Regions from separate parts of the Homo sapiens genome. Here region 2 is linked to region 1. Evidence: chromatin contacts called from ENCODE Hi-C or POLR2A ChIA-PET data. All regions are on one chromosome and are shown on one strand. The core of a region is the stretch at or near the end of the contact, and the rest is flanking DNA. Distances in the headings are between cores, read along the strand shown.

Region 1 (7,808 bases), core at 3,973-6,472:
ATCATGTAGAGAAACCTGTTCTCCCCAGGAAAGGAGGGTGAGCAAATGCTAAAAGTTTTGATACTTTAATATAGCACTGGCCTTGGCTAATTTTACTTAATATGAAAGATTTCAAATAATGGAAACACTGACAGGCAAAAACATTAAAAGTTTGCATAAAATCTCAAAAAACCCTGCAAACAAGAGAGAAGCATGGTCTAATTAAAATAAAGGAAAAGATTGCTACTGGGTTCCTGAATACTCTTTTCACAAAGGCTTCACGTCAGATGAACTTCAAGCACCAAGCAGCAGGGATCCCACTGAAGTTTATTCAGCGCCCTTCTGGGCACTACCAGCTGTGAAACTGGTAACCTATTGACAAATAGGTTATTTTTCCAGCTGCACCCATATTCAAGAGCTTGACCAGCAAAGTCCCCTGATAATATTTGGCCATGAGTCAGAATGTATTAGGCACCTTCTGTAGCCAGAGCCAAAAAAACTCTGGCTACAGGAGAAACCTGGCACTGTGCACAAGATCCCCTTTTTTAGCATCAGCTGTCCCCTTTGCAGTTTGTTAAAGCTGGAGGAGTTTTAATCCAAGTGAACTCTCTTTCAGGAGGCTTCGGGGTAAGGAAGCTACAAAAGCGGGGAGGTAGGGGCACGGCTGCAAAGTGATGAACATTGCAGCAGGTTCGGCTATTCAGAATGAGCTATTTTCTCCCAAATCCTGTAATTGCCTGGAGCACGTGATCTTTTTGAAGGTCATTAGAGGCATGCGGCTGTCAGATCTCTCCCAGAAAGTTTCGCTTTGATTAGTTAGTTCCTGATGCTTATTTCCTAAAAGGCTCTTTTTGTCCCCCACCCCCCCAAAAAATGGGGAGCATTAAAATTTTAAAAAAGGAATTAGATGAATATCCTGCTAAATGTAACTTGGCAAGATGAAAGGAAGTAGCAAAGAAACATGAAAAGGGTGCAGACCTTCTTGGGCCCCCTGCTGGAGAGCCAACCTGAGGGAAATTGACGCACGATCAGCATATTCCTTCCCCAAAATGAGGCGACTCGGAAATACACAATATCAATCATCATCTATGCAACCACTCATTATTTTGACTCAAACAGAACGACATACATCATTGGTAAAGCCCACGTGGACATTTCCAGGTCCCTGGGGCATTTATAAGCTGGGAAAGGTTAAAAAATAAAATAAAATTCTCTTTTTTAAGGATTCCGATGTCTAAGAAAGCAGCCATGAGGACCTAATAAAGAACTAGAGCTGAATAAGTTGTCCAGTGACTATGATCAAATATACAGCTAGCAATGGCAATGTTTCACATCAAAGAAGAAAATCAAAGTTTTTTCCCAGCACAGGGAGATGGGGCCGATCTCTCTTGGATCAAAAGTCCTTTTTGTCCTCTCACATTTGCAGATGTGTAAATTCCAGGCAGATCTAATGAAGGAGTTACCTTTTCAATCCCTAGATTGTGTTTGCCAAAACTTCCCTTGCAATAGGGACACTCCAGCAACCCTGGCTCGGGGCTCCCTGCGTACTTAGATGTAATACTATGTCAACAACATCCTGCAGGCTGAAGCAGCCTCTTTTTTTTAAAGCCTTGGATCAACTATGCAAGCTCAACTTGCTTTTATTTTTGTTGAAAATACTAAATTCATTTGTCATCACTAATTCCCTCAAGCAAAGGAACAGCTCCTCGTTGATGCCATAGTTTGCAAGATACTGAAGTCGCACGTTGTTTCTAAGAACACTGATGCTCTAAATCTCCAGCTTTTGACTTCAGGAAAATGGCACTTACTTTATATTCATAGAATTTCTGGGGCAGTTCTTCTCAAACTTTAACATGCACGTGAATCGCCGAGGGATCTTGTTAAGAGGCAGATTCTAGCTCGGTCAGTCTGGATGGGACCTGAGATTCTGCATTCAGGTTCCCAGAGGATGTCAAAGCTGCTGGTGCATGGACCACACTTTGAATGATGAGATCTGTTTAGCTGGTTGGTAGGTACCTGGTGGCTGAGCTTTCAAACTCTGTAATCAGACTACCTGGGTTTGCATCCAGCCTCCACTGTTTACCCTTTCTTACTGTGTGCCTCAGCTTCCACATTTGCAGAATAGTGCTCAAAATAACAGTACAAATAGAGCTGCTCCGTGGGTTACAGAAAGCTATATGTATAAATCACTCGGCACAGTGTATGGCACATGAGCACTCAAGAGGTGAGCTGTTTCTGCCCTGGTGTAATCATCCCTCACAGAGCCCTTGTTCCCACCTTCTTTCCAGGCAGTAGAAAGCCAGAATAGTCTCCAGAGACAGATGAAGTGAAATTGCAAGCTTCTGACTCTCACAACTCAACCCATCAGCTTAGGTTGTTAAAAAAGCGAGGTATTGCAGTGCACTATATTGTCATAGTCTGAGAAGGGCCGTGTGCGTGCCCTTGTGTGTTCCAAAACCTAGGCCACGATGTATAGGGAAAAAAGAGCACAGGTCAGGTGGCCCAGGGAGCAAACTGACCTGTGAGATCCTTCGTTTGCTTACTTACAACATTGGGATAATAAAACCTACCATGTAGGGATACTATGAAGATCAGGGATCATGTATGCAAAGTGCCTGCCCTGTATGCAGTAGATGCTCAATAACTGGAGGCTGTTATGCTTGTAATCAAAATCCTATCCTCCCAAGAGCAAACAGGAGAAGAAGCCAACATAACTGGCAACTTAGCCTTGATAACTCTTTGTTTATCCGGGCAAGCGGAAAAGGGCAGGATTCCTTGGTGCTTGGGTAGAGAGCTTTTCCATAGCCTCAGATACAGACAGGGGCACTGAAATTATGGGGTACAAGAGGTTTTTCCAGGTGGTCCAGGTGAGACGGAGCTGGGAGATGGCAGGGAAAGATACAGTCACAATTGATAACTAGAGAGCTATCCATTCATTCATTCATTCATGATATTTATAAGTTGGCCCGTGTGTCAGGTGTTGTACAAGACAGAGCAGAGGCCCCACTCTCAAGGAGCAACCATTTCACAGAAGAGACAGAAACATGTAAATGAACACATACAAGTTAAAGTTGTGGTACAGCTAATGACATGAGGGCTCCTATGGAAAAGGTTAGCAGGACTGTCACGAAGCCCTCTCAAAGGAAATGCCCCAAAAGCCAAGTTGTGAAGAAGTCATCGTCAACCAGTGCAGAATAGTGGGAAGAGCATTCCAGGCATAGGGAACCATGAGGACAAAGCCCCTAGGGTTGGAAAGAACAAGGAGGAAAATGACAGCAAACAAAGCCCCAAAAAAGCACGTAGTGCCCAAATCATGCAGGGTCTCTTCATAGGCCATGGTGAGGATGTTGGATTTTATTCCAAAGGCTACAAGATGCCATGAAAGGGTTTTAAATCTGTCTTACAAAACCATAAATTTCACACTGCAGCAATCAAGTCCCACAATGTCCTGAAACTATGGAGTCAGAACTTGACCTCTTGACGCCTTCTACTTCTTACTAGAGATTCAAGGTCTTTGACCCTGGTGACACAACACCAGTACGGGATTTTTTCAAACTTTTTGCATTTATTGTCGAAGAAGCAGGGGCAGCAAAGAATATTTGGCTTTCCCTGGAAGTCCCAAGGGATGCTGGACAGAACAACCCCAAGTGGAAAGACCCTTGTTAGGAGAAGTCGAGTAAATACACTAGTGAGTAGACCATTCCTCCACTACAAGCTCAGCACTCCCAAGGAATAAGTAAATCCCTACTTAAATTGCCTGGGAGGCCTCCCTCAATTACACAAATCTAAGACATGACAGGGTACAGCAGAGATTCTCCTACAGCAAGTCTGAAGGCTGAGAGCAAAGCAATGGAGCTAAGGCATCATCCTCATACTGCTCATGGTGGGAGGAAAAAAAAAAAAAAAAAGACTGTTCCGAGTCTCCCCTCCCTGGCTGTTTTGCTAAGCCCCAGGCCTACAGGAGGCTGGATGGCCCAGGGGAAGAGGCTGCCTTGCCTACCCTGGGAAAGTGGATGGAGGGTAGCTTCTTCCTCTGCCAAGAAAATCAGGCGTCCTACAGGGAGAGAGAGCTGGGGGTAAAGGCTGGGTGGGAGGATGCTTAAGGGCCAGTCTTTCCCCAAACTCAGCTCCCTAGAGTACAGCGAGTTCTCTCCCACTCAGAGCAGAAGGAGGTCTGACACACTCACACCTGCAGGAAAACTGGGGGCCAGGAGGTGGGAGACAAAATGAGGACACAGACAGGAGGAGCCCCAGACTCCTTCCTGACTCCCTGCCTTCACCAGAATGAAGTAGGGAGGCTTAGAGCTCCTTCCAACTGCACTGTTTTGCTTACTGAATTTTCATTTTGCTTTTCTTAATTATAAGAATAATGCAAAGTCCCATCAACAACATTTTTGTGTGAGTTGATGGATTTCTTTATATATATATATATTTTTTTTTGAGATAGGATCTCGCTCTGTCGCCCAGGCTGGAATGCAGTGGCACAATCAGAGCTCACTGCAGCCTCAAATTCCTAGGCTCAAGTGATCCTCCTGCCTCAGGCTTCCAAGAAACAGACTACAGGCGTGCACCACCACACCTGGCTCATTTAAAAAAATTATTTTTTGTAGAGAGGGGGGTCTCGCTATGTTACCCAGACTGGTCTCAAACTCCTGGCCTCAAGCAACACTCCTGCCACTGCCTCCCAAAGCACTAGAAATAGAGGCAAGAGCCAGTGCCCAGCCAGTTTCATTACCGTATTTCAAATATTTTGCAGTATTGGCAGGGTTTACTATTTTCTTGGGCATCTATTAGCCATTGAGTTTTTATTCTCTAATCACATGTTACTCATTTCTCTTCCATTTTTCTTTTAGGGTGTTTTGTCTTTTTCTTAATTTGTAAGTCATCTTTGTGCGTTAAAGATAGTAACCCTTTGGCACGTATCACCAACGTTTTTCCCTACCATTTGTTGGTTTCTGTTAATTTTCTTTATGTTATTGCTGGAACTCCCTGAAACGACCACAAAGCAACCATTTGATTCTGCCAAAAATATTGTCTTTGAAATATGGTTTCTAGAACGTCTGTGAGTCACCTGCTCACATGTCCAAGATGTCTCAGAAATCCTTCTGCTTTTATAAACCTTGTCTTTTGGCCTACAGCACCAGTCTACACTTTTTACCAGCTCTGAGGACCTTCTGAGTCACACTCTGAAGTCCTGACCTCACCATAAACAAAGAGCCTTTTCTGGGGGAGTTGGAGCTGCCCTAAGCCAGTGAAAGCCAATGCTCACACGCTTGCCCTATCCAACTGCTTTCATTAGCTCCATTCTTTTTAGTCTAAAAGCCTTCCTGACAGCAACAGGGGCCAAGAATTTCTCTCATGAACCCCATTTTCTTGATTTCAAAATCCACTTGCCTTGGGAGAAACGCTTGAACCTGGGAGGTAGAGATTGCAGTGAGCAGAGATCGTGCCACTCCACTCCAGCCTGGCAACAGAGATTCAGTCTTGAAAAAAAAAAAAATCCACCTGCCTTGGTACAAGATGGGAAAGTCTTTGGGTGTTTATTGGCTGTATGTTCAAGATGAATCACCTGTGAGCTGTGGCATCCATGAAAATGTGGAGCTCCTTACCATCCTCAAGAACTTTCTCACCACTCAACCTCTGCATGTGATATTCCTCCACCTAAACACTACCTCCCTACCCCCATACTCCACCCTGGTTGGCCAACTTCTAATCATTTTTCCAATCTTAGCCTAACTACCACCGCCCTGGGAGGTCTTCACCAGCAACTGTGCCAGGCACCCTTGTGCACCAAGAGCCTTTAGTATCATTTCTAGCATCATGGTATATTTATATATAAGAATAATTGCCTGTTTATCTGTCTCCCCAGCCTTTTTATAGCATGAACTATGTCCTTCACCACTGTATCCCTAGCAACTAGCACAGAGCCTGGCACCTAGCTCACAATCAATAAATATTTGTGGAATTGATGGATGAATTCAGGCACTGGAAGCAAGAAAAGGGCCAGCACCACCGCTATCTACGTAAGTCATCCATACCAAGAGTATCAAGTTGAGCTCTTCCATAGTAAAGAATTAAACCTCGCCCAAAAAGAAGTCTGGTCTTTACCCTTGGTGTCTTACTAAGCCCTGGGAATGTCATGCCTGGATAGGAGTGTTTTTTTGCTTGTGGGGGCCTTGGGTCACACCAGAGAGTCTAACAGTGTGATTTAGAGTGGGGGCTTAGAATCACATAGCATGAGCTCAACCTCCAGAGGACCTGGAAGCCAAGGTCACCCATATAAGAACTCAACAGCAGACCCCAAAAAAGACTCTGCACGCCAAGGCTCAGTGAGCTTCCCTTGTTGGCAACGTCCCATGCTTATTTTCATCCATTGTTGCTGAGAAGGTGGCACTGTCCATGATTCCGTAGGAAGATCACCACTGGCAGCTCACGGTTGGACCTTTCATGATTCTGCCTATGTGTCCCTCTTTTGGCTGATTTTAGTCTGTATCCTTCAGCTATAACAAGCCATAGCCGTGGGTGCAACAGCTTGCAGCGAGTTTTGTGAGTTTCCAGTGAATTATCAAAGATAAGGGTGGTCTTGGCAGCCCTCAATCTTCCAAGTGATGTCAGAAATGATCGTTTTATGAACTGTACCCCTCAACTTTGCAGCTACACACTTAAGGACATTCTGATGGAAGGAGCTGTAATATTAACCTATCTGGGAAGTGTGAACTGTAAAGAAGAGGCCATTACAGAATGTTGAGATTGGCCAAACCACCACTGTAGATGCTCCATTCACTGGAACCAGCCTTGGAATGCAGAGGGCTCCTGCCACCCCACTCTTCTAGGCTAGAGGTGGGCAGCACCCTCCAGGCAAGAGCATGAATCATGTGTGCCTGCTTGCTGCTCCCCCTCTCTCCAACAGATGACTGGGCAAAAATAGAAGAGAATCCCTCCTTTATAAATATCTTTACATGCTAAATGTCTCTATAAAGCACCATGCGCCAAGCTAGGCTGCTAAGAAACAGATGCAAAACAGATGCAAAGATCCATGAGATAGCTGAGAAGTTAAAGAATTTTAATTCAACAAAAGGCAAGAAAAGTTTCTTAGGAGCATAATACAGTCAAGGGAGGCCTGATGCAACTGGAGAGTCATAGAAATTCTGGCTCCCAGCTATTAACAATAGTATTTCTTACCATGGCAGTTTCAATGCACATATGTGCACGAGTGTGTCTGTGCATACCTGAGCACGCTCTTATTTCATCCCCGTAACCAATCTTTATTCATTTAACAGATATTTATTAAGCACCTACTATGTGCATCACTTTTTTTTTTAAGCACCTACTACGTGCGTGACTTACTTTTTTAAAACAGGGTCTCGCTCTGTTGCCCAGGCTGGAATGCAGTGGCACGATCAGAGCTCACTGCAGCCTCAAATTTCTGGGCTCAAGTGATCGTCCTACCTCAGCTTCCTATGTAGCTGGGACTGCAGGTGTAAGCCATGACACCTGGTGAAGTCATTTTAGTTTTTAGTAGAGACAAAGTCTCTCTGTGTTGCCCAGGCTGGTGATAACTCTCTTAAGATATAGAAATGACTAATGTCCCTGCTTTCAAAGGACACATGCTTTAATGGGAGGAGTTTGATTAAAAAAAAAACAAAACACTAACCATATAATACTTAGATAGAGCTAAGCTATAGGAGAAAATGAAGCTGAGTAATGGGCTAATGGCTAGAGTGGAGGCTACTTGAACTTGGATGATCATGAACAGCCTGTCACAGTCAGCAATGTTTGAGACGAAACTTGAATGGTGAGAACAAGACAACCACAGAAAGGTCCAGGGG
Region 2 (7,808 bases), core at 3,730-6,229, 41 kb after region 1:
TCCCTTTTTCAGGGCATGGTTAATATATGGCAGAGGAGACAGCCATCCTGTGTCCTTTTCTAAACAGTTCCCTGAGAAAACTTCTGCATACACGTTGGCATAAATGACACGTGAGATCTCGCTGATATCCTGGCTGGTGTGCACTGGTGCAGCAGAACTGGTTATTTAAAGGCTGAAATGCTTCCGTTTTGCTTGTGAATAGCCACATCTTCCAGGAACCCCAAGTGCCCCCTGCCACTCAGCCCCTCCCTTGGGAACCCCCTACCTCCCCATAACCAGCCACTAAAGGATTAACACCTCACATAACAGGTGCTCCAGAATTCTACAAAGTGAGTGTCTATTCTGATTCAGCTGTGATAATGCTGTAGTGGTTAAATATTTTGAGTATTCCTCACAGCTGTTAATATCAAACATAAATCTCTCCCACTTTTGTTTAAAACTCATTTTACTGCCCCCTGCCACCTGGGCAATATCCCTTTCCTATCACAAGGCAGTTCTTGTTACAACCTTGTGGGGATTCAATCAGACTGGTGGGAAAAATTTTGGTTATAGAGAATAGCCACAAACCTTCTTGGAAGGCCTGAAGGTTTTTGCAAAAGTCTGAGAATAAGTTTATGGCTTAAGGCAACCTAATCCTTACCTTAAGTAAATAGCTTGAAGTGGGTACAAAGGAAGGCAGAGCAGTTTATCTAACTAGCTTGTTTACTCACGTGGTCTTAAGACCAATATTTGATCATTCTTGAGTGCATGATGGCTCTCTCCGGGGTAGGGGCAACCAGGTTAATTACCCACCAATGTGTTTACTCACAACCTTTGTCAATTAATATTTACTGAATAAATGTGAGTCTCACTGGCAAGTCGAGGCCGTGGCCACTGACTCTGTACAGAACCTTCCTTGGTGTCTGTAAGTGGCACGGACACTCAGCTAGACTGGCAAAGCAGAATATCTGTGCGTCAGGGAACTTTATTCATCTGTCATTGGGTCAGGGTCTGCGGGACGGACCCCGCAAAACCTCACCCTGCCTCTGCTTTTTTAGAGAAAGGAACAAACAAGGGCTTCCCATCCCTACCGTTCCCCACAAAGCCTGGGACACGAACATGACTCCAGCCCAATTGGACGTGAGTCTCTACCTAGACTCCTGGCAAATCATAACAGTGGGGTCCCACAGAATGATTTTCTGCTGAGAAATTTTACATATTAAAGCAATGATTGAAACAACACTGATACAGAGACAATGGGTGAGCAATGCCTGGTGATGAAGAATGAATAATCATAGAACTCCCCGCCAGGCTTCAAAATATTTATTATTTTTTAGAAATTCAAATTACTCCACTGTATGTTATATTGGAAGCCATCATTGTCTGAGGTTTTCCATTTACACAATGAGAAATATCAAAGCAGTTAAAATATGCAATACCTAGGGAATATAAAAGCGATGCTTAAATTAAAATATATTCCATGGCAGGTGTCTTAAAAGAGATGCAAATTATAACAATGAGTTAATATTTTTGTCTAGCCAATCAGAAAAATTTCTGTTTCAAGAGCCAGCCAGAGTTAAGTGACAGAGATACTTTAAGACATAGTTATTAGAAGTGTCCAGTGATTCAATCTTTCTGGGAACAAATTAACGGAACCTTAATTGGTTCTGTATTGATAGTTTTAAAATTCTTTAATTTCAGTAATGGATTCTATTAAAAGCCAATAATCTGTGATGTAGACATTTCATTACAAAGATGTTAAACAAGGTATTGGTTTTCATGGCAAAAAATTGGGGAAAATCTAAATTATCAAGTAAATCATGAGATATCCACAGAATAGAAAACATAGAAGATAAAAATGTTTACAAGTAATCTGAAAGCCTCATGATAAAATGTTAAGCAAATTAAAAGCTATCTATAAAATTATATAGTGTGTATTTGTAAATAAGGTATAGGAAAACAGACTAGAGGGAAATAAACCAAAATGTTAATAGCAGTTGTCTGTGGATGCTGAGAGTAAAGGTGATTTTTATTTTCTTTATACTGCCCTGATTCTCACAAAATCCTCTAAAATACATATGTATAGATTACTTGTATATTAGCTGTGATTTTTTTCAACAGTTCTTAAAGTTCTTATATTTTTGATATATATATACATATATATATATATATGTATATATATATACTGACATATTTACTGATGAACACAATGATGTCTTGGATTTGCTTTAAAATGATCCAGCAGTGGGTCCATGATAAAAATATTTCTTTCAATGCTGCTAAACAGGAGAGAGACAGAGACAGAGAGAGAGAGAAGAGGAGAGGGGAGGGGAGGGGAGGGGAGAAAGGAGGGGAGGGGAGAAAGGAGGGGAGGGGAGAAAGGAGGGGAGGGGAGAAAGGAGGGGAGGGGAGAGGAGAAGAGAAGAGAGGAGTGGAGAAGGGAGGGGAGGGAAGAGAAAAAGAAGAGAGGAGAAGAGAAGAGGAAAAACTAGTATCAATTAACCAAGGCAAAACCAATAGCAAATTTGTTTTTAACTAAAGTGCAAATTTGACCATGAAGGTCTTCACCCAAGGCCTGCCATTTTCAAAATCCCATTCATGGAAGCCATGCACACACCCTAACACCAGAACTACAGCAAGCCTGCCTTTTTCCACAGCTCCACAGCTTCTTCACATCGTTCTGAGTCTACTCACCCAAGTCAGTTAATACTACATTTCCTCAGTCCTACAGATATCTTAGCATTAAAACAATTCGCCAGGAAAATATGTCTTTTTCTTTCACCCCTAGGACAGCAGACTAGCAAGACGATATGGATTTCAAATGCCACTCACTCTTCCTGGGCAGGTATTCCTAATTTGAAGAGACAAGATAGAGCAGGAGACATTCAGCCATTTGTGACAACAAAACGGAAATCTGCAAAAAGCTCAATGTTTGATGGTAAGAAATGCCATCCAGAGGAGAATTTGGAAGCTTTCAAGACCACTCAAGACTGGCAGCCTTGAGGAACAGGTTAAGAGGAGAGGAAGGCTTAGATTGTGAACTCAATTCTGCTCCTCCATGAGCCAGCCTTCCCTCTACAGCTCATCTTCAGCTGTGGGGGATGACAACCTGTAGGGGCAGGCACCCAGGACACAAGCCTCTTCCAGACCAGCTCTCCAATTTGACCCCAGATCCCTACCCTCAGACCTGTGGATGAAGCTGTCCCTCCTCTGCATTCCCATGGTCCCGTGAATACAATCATACTGCACTTGCATTATGAGTCTCTCCAGCTAGATTCTGAAACAAATTGATAACAGATGCATCCACAAAGCATTTTGGTCCAAGGACAAAGCCAAGAAATGTATGAAGAATGAACATACATTTGACCTGTGAACAACACACTGCATGCGTCTACCTATACGCAAATTTCTTCTCCCTCTGCCAACCCCTGAGGCAGCAAGACCAACCCCTCCTCTTCCTCCTCCTCCTCAGCCTCCTCAATGTAAAGACAAGGATGAAGACCTTTATGATGACCCACATCCACTTGAATAGCAAACATATTTTCTTCCTTACGATTTTCCTTATGATCTTCTTTTCTATGGCTTACTTAAGAATCTACTATATAATACATATAGCATAGAAAATTTGTATTAATTGACTGTCTATGTTATTGGTAAGGCTTCTGATCAACAGTGGGCTATAGTTTATGGGAATCAAAAGTTATACATGGATTTTAAACTGCATGGGGGTTAATGCAACTAGCGCCTGCATTATTCAAGGATCAACTGTGTTTAATAAACCAATAAATAAATCAAATCCAAGGAAGTCTATGAAAGGGTTTCAGAGGGTCTGTGATCCCCTGAAATTGCACATAATTTTGACTGCATGTTTATGAACACGCACTCCTCTGGAAGGGTCCGTAGCCTTCATTAGATTTTAAAGTGGTCCCCAACTCCCCCCAAAATCACCCCAAATTATCTTAAATTCTTTGAGTGAGTTTGTGAGCCAAGCTTCAAGGTGTCAGTGATTTTTGGAAATCACAACTTACATTTTAGAGTGAGTTTATTTTTGTTTTGGCAAAAGAGTCACTGTTAGGGACCAATGGAAACAATTAACCTTTTTCAAGTCAGGGATTGTAGTTTTCAAGTCAGGGATTGTAGTTTAAGAGAAGATCCTTTCCATATGCCGACTTCAGCAAAAAAAAATCACAAACAGAAAGAAATTTCCATTCCAATTAATATTTTCCCTCCTGAAATGGGTAACATAGCCACCTCCATGGAAGGGAACCTGAGTTCGAAGATCTACGATGCATTAATGGAGCAAATATTCTTTCTCTGAATGCTCTATTGTATTATTTAGGTTTTTTCGCTCTGTACATCAACATCTATTTCAAAGTTTAAAAAATGGAGACAATATATCAATTGCCATCCCATGGAAAGTTCCAAAATTTGAACAGAAAGTGAAAGCATTTGGAAAGCAATTTCAGGTTCGTTTTTCTTTGGGGGGATGTGGGGGAATAGGAGAAGTGGATAAACAACAGAATAGTATCTAGAGTATTTTCTGCCATAAGCAGATGTTCCAAATGCAGGAGAATACAACTGACTAAAAAGAATAATTTGTCAACTGAAAAACCAGAGAGGAGTCTGGCTGGCTCTTTAGAATACAAACATATTACTACAGTAAGATGTGCAAAACAAGCTGAATATACTTTATTAAGTAATAATGATTAACCTGATACAAGTGCAAAAACACCCCATTTCGAGATCATTGGCAATTATTCTAAACATTGTCTTCTGTAGATGAGCTTCTTAGCCAAAAACATTTTCACTAGTAAATATGAGGCCGGCTGACCTACTTATGTTTTTATTTATATATGTGTGTGTGAGTTGATATATACATAGGTTGTCTGCTTTTCAAATATCTTCTACCTTCAGGATAATGTAAAGTCTTTTGGGAACTTGAGGTGATGATGCAGGGATTATAAATTCCTCCTCCATGCCAGGCAAATTTATACTGAATTACTCACACACTTGGAAAAAGTGAGGATGTTGGTTTTCAGCCAAATGCTTGGCCTAAAGCACCAAGGCTTGGAGATCTTTTTTTAAAAATCAAGGATTTGAGAGGTACAGAGTGTTTGAATAAGAAAGAGCCTCAGAGGTGACCCAACCCAACCTTGCAAGCCCAATTTTCCACCTCATTCCTGAGGGACAGACAGTCACTGTTAGCTCAATCATATCCTGATATAGCCTTCCTATTCCATGAATCCTCACAGTCTTCTGTTAGAGACCTAATTGCCGAAGCTTATTCCTCATATCAAGATGAAACTTTACTCCTTATAGTTTCACTCTTGGCCAGGTGCCGTGGCTAACGCCTGTAGTCCAGCACTTTAGGAGGCCAAAGCGGGTGGATCACCTGAGGTCAGGAGTTCAAGACCAGCCTGGCCAACATGGTAAAACCCCATCTCTACTAAAAATACAAAGTTAGCTGATGGTGGTGGCAGGTGCCTGTAATCCCAGCTACTCAGGAGGCTGAGGCAGGAGCATCACTTGAACCCAGGCGGCAGAGGTTGCAGTAAACCAAGATCGTGCCATTGAACTCCAGCCTGGGCGACAAGAGCAAAACTCTGTCTCAAATAATAACAATAATAATAATAATAATAATAATAATAATAATAATAATAATAATTTCACTCTTATGTCTGTCCCCAGAACAATAACAAAATTAAGACTTAACCTTCTACCTTGTAACAGCCCATGGAGTATCTGAACACTTCTCCCATATCCCCTCTGAGATTTCCCTTCTCCAGGCTAAACATCCCTAAATACTTCTTCTGAAACTCTTAATATATTTCATTTAGAGTCTACGCAATCCTAAAGGCCCTTTTTCTGCATGCATTGCAATTTTTCAACGTCCATCTTTAGATATCACTCCTCGGAACTAAGTGCAATGCTACATATAATGGTGTTAGTGTTGCTGGAGACATCACCAGTTGTACCACTGAAGCATCACCCCACACCCTTGCTAACAGAAGCAATTTTGCTCAGTGGCAATTACCCATTCTCAGAGAGGAATCCTGGATCTCTATCATTGTTGTTTGAGCAGTGGGAATGTGACCCAGTTCTGGCCACTGACATGTAAGAGGAAGTCTACTCCAATGAAAGGATAGAGGCCCTAGAAGAAGGCTTATTTTTCTCTCCCTTTTTTTCCAGTTTTGAATGCTAGGAGGTGAAGGTGTGATGGCTGGAACAGAAGCAGCCATATTGTGACTCAGATAAACCAGCAGCTGAGGAAGGCAAAGTAGAAGAATGGGAAGGATCTGAGTCCTCAATGTGACATTAAGTCACTAAGCTAGATCTGAGGCTCCTTACTAAGCAAAAAACTGAATGTCTTTAATGGTTTAAGACACTGTTGGTCAAAGACTCTGTTACTTGCACCTGAAAGCACTCCAAACAACAGAAGAGGTATAATGGAGCTATCACCTCCCTTGATTTAAACATTATATTTCTATAAATGTGGCCTCCACTTTTTATAAGGCCACAACGTATGTGGCCTCCACATATATTTCTAGATATGTGGCCTCCACATATCCCCACTTAGGATCTGCTGAGCTTCTGGTCAATACAAAATAAACAAACAAACAAATAAAAAGTCTGTATTTGAGCACCATGATCTCAAATACTCACAGAAACCATATCATTAACATAAATGTATGAATCACCCTAGATATGGGATAACAGAGTGGGGACAGCTGTAGTGAATTTGAAAATGCATGCTGTCTAAAGACATTAAAATTCAAGCATTTAAAAATGCTGTACTGGTGAAACAAAATGCATCTATGAGCCAGATTCAGCGTGCAGTACACCGGTTCATGACCCTTGCAAAAACCATTCCCAAGTGAGTTGGATGTGATAGTTGGAACAGAGGCAGCCACATTATGACTAAGTGAGTTGCAAAGTCTCACATCCCCCTTTCTGCAATAGTGAAAATTCTTCTTCAAACTATTGAGAGAGGTTGGTCAAAAGGCACCAACTTCCACTTGTAAGGTAAATAGGTTCTAGAGACCTAATGTATAGCATGGTGACTGGTGATAGCATGGTGACAATACAAAAATATATTGTATACAGGCAATTTGCTAAGATACCACATCTTAAGTAATCTCATCACACAATAAATGTAACCATGTGAGGTAATGGATATGTTAATTAGTTTGATGGTGACAATCATCTCACATTTACTTGTATATCAGAATATCATTTGGGGCTGGGGACGGTGGCTTATGCCTGTAATACCAGCACTTTGGGAGGCCAAGGGAAGAGGATTGCTTGAGTCCAGGAGTTCAAGACCAGCCTGGGCAACATGGTGAGACCCCCGTCTCTACCAAAAATTTAAAAATTAGCCGGATATCATGGCACACGCCTGTGTTCCTAGCTACTTGGGAGGCTGAGATGAGAGGATCACCTAAGCCCAGGAGGTTGAGGCTGCAGTGAACTATGATCATGCCACTGCACTCCAGCCTGGGCAACAGAGTGAAACACTGTTTTCTTTAAAAAAAAAAAAAAAAAAATTGTGTTGTACACCTTTAATATATACAATTTTTCTTTGTCAGTTAACCTCATTAAAGCTGAGTGCGGTATGGGGGGAACCTCCAGTGCAGTCTTTAGAGTGACTCCATCACTTCAATCTGAAGTTTTGAATTTTAATTCCATCATCCAACATCTTAATCCTTTTAGTCAAGACAACCAAAATATGAACATCAAAATCTGTTATTTGTCTTGCATCTGAGCCCCTTCCCTAAATCAAATGTATTCGTAGTCATTAACTTGAAAGGGTAATAAAATAAGAGCAAAAG

Evidence for each region. A loop is a pair of places that touch in the nucleus more often than their neighbours do. ChIA-PET counts read pairs that join two places held with the same protein, here RNA polymerase II (POLR2A). Pooled maps may share reads with other maps.
Region 2: a loop to region 1 is called in a map of ascending aorta, with 7 times the contacts of the local background. The contact joins two enhancer-like sites. A Hi-C loop is called at or near these places in 7 of 168 maps with a recorded cell type or tissue (aorta, ascending aorta, astrocyte of the cerebellum and 3 more) and 5 of 50 pooled maps. POLR2A ChIA-PET finds 5 or more read pairs at or near these places in 1 of 52 experiments (HCT116).

Annotation. Positions count from the first base shown.
Region 1 is chr16:10,121,762-10,129,569 of GRCh38, forward strand. All of the region lies in intron 2 of GRIN2A (glutamate ionotropic receptor NMDA type subunit 2A), which reads right to left. Among named protein-coding and RNA genes, the nearest start is that of GRIN2A, 57 kb to the right of the region's middle. Within about 2 kb of position 5,223, at least 4 of the 41 ENCODE cell types and tissues checked have a DNase peak (open chromatin) inside an H3K27ac peak, as active enhancers do; they include ascending aorta, where a contact is called at or near this core.
Region 2 is chr16:10,163,377-10,171,184 of GRCh38, forward strand. The region is part of intron 2 of GRIN2A (glutamate ionotropic receptor NMDA type subunit 2A); the gene reads right to left. Among named protein-coding and RNA genes, the nearest start is that of GRIN2A, 15 kb to the right of the region's middle. Within about 2 kb of position 4,980, at least 3 of the 41 ENCODE cell types and tissues checked have a DNase peak (open chromatin) inside an H3K27ac peak, as active enhancers do; they include ascending aorta, where a contact is called at or near this core.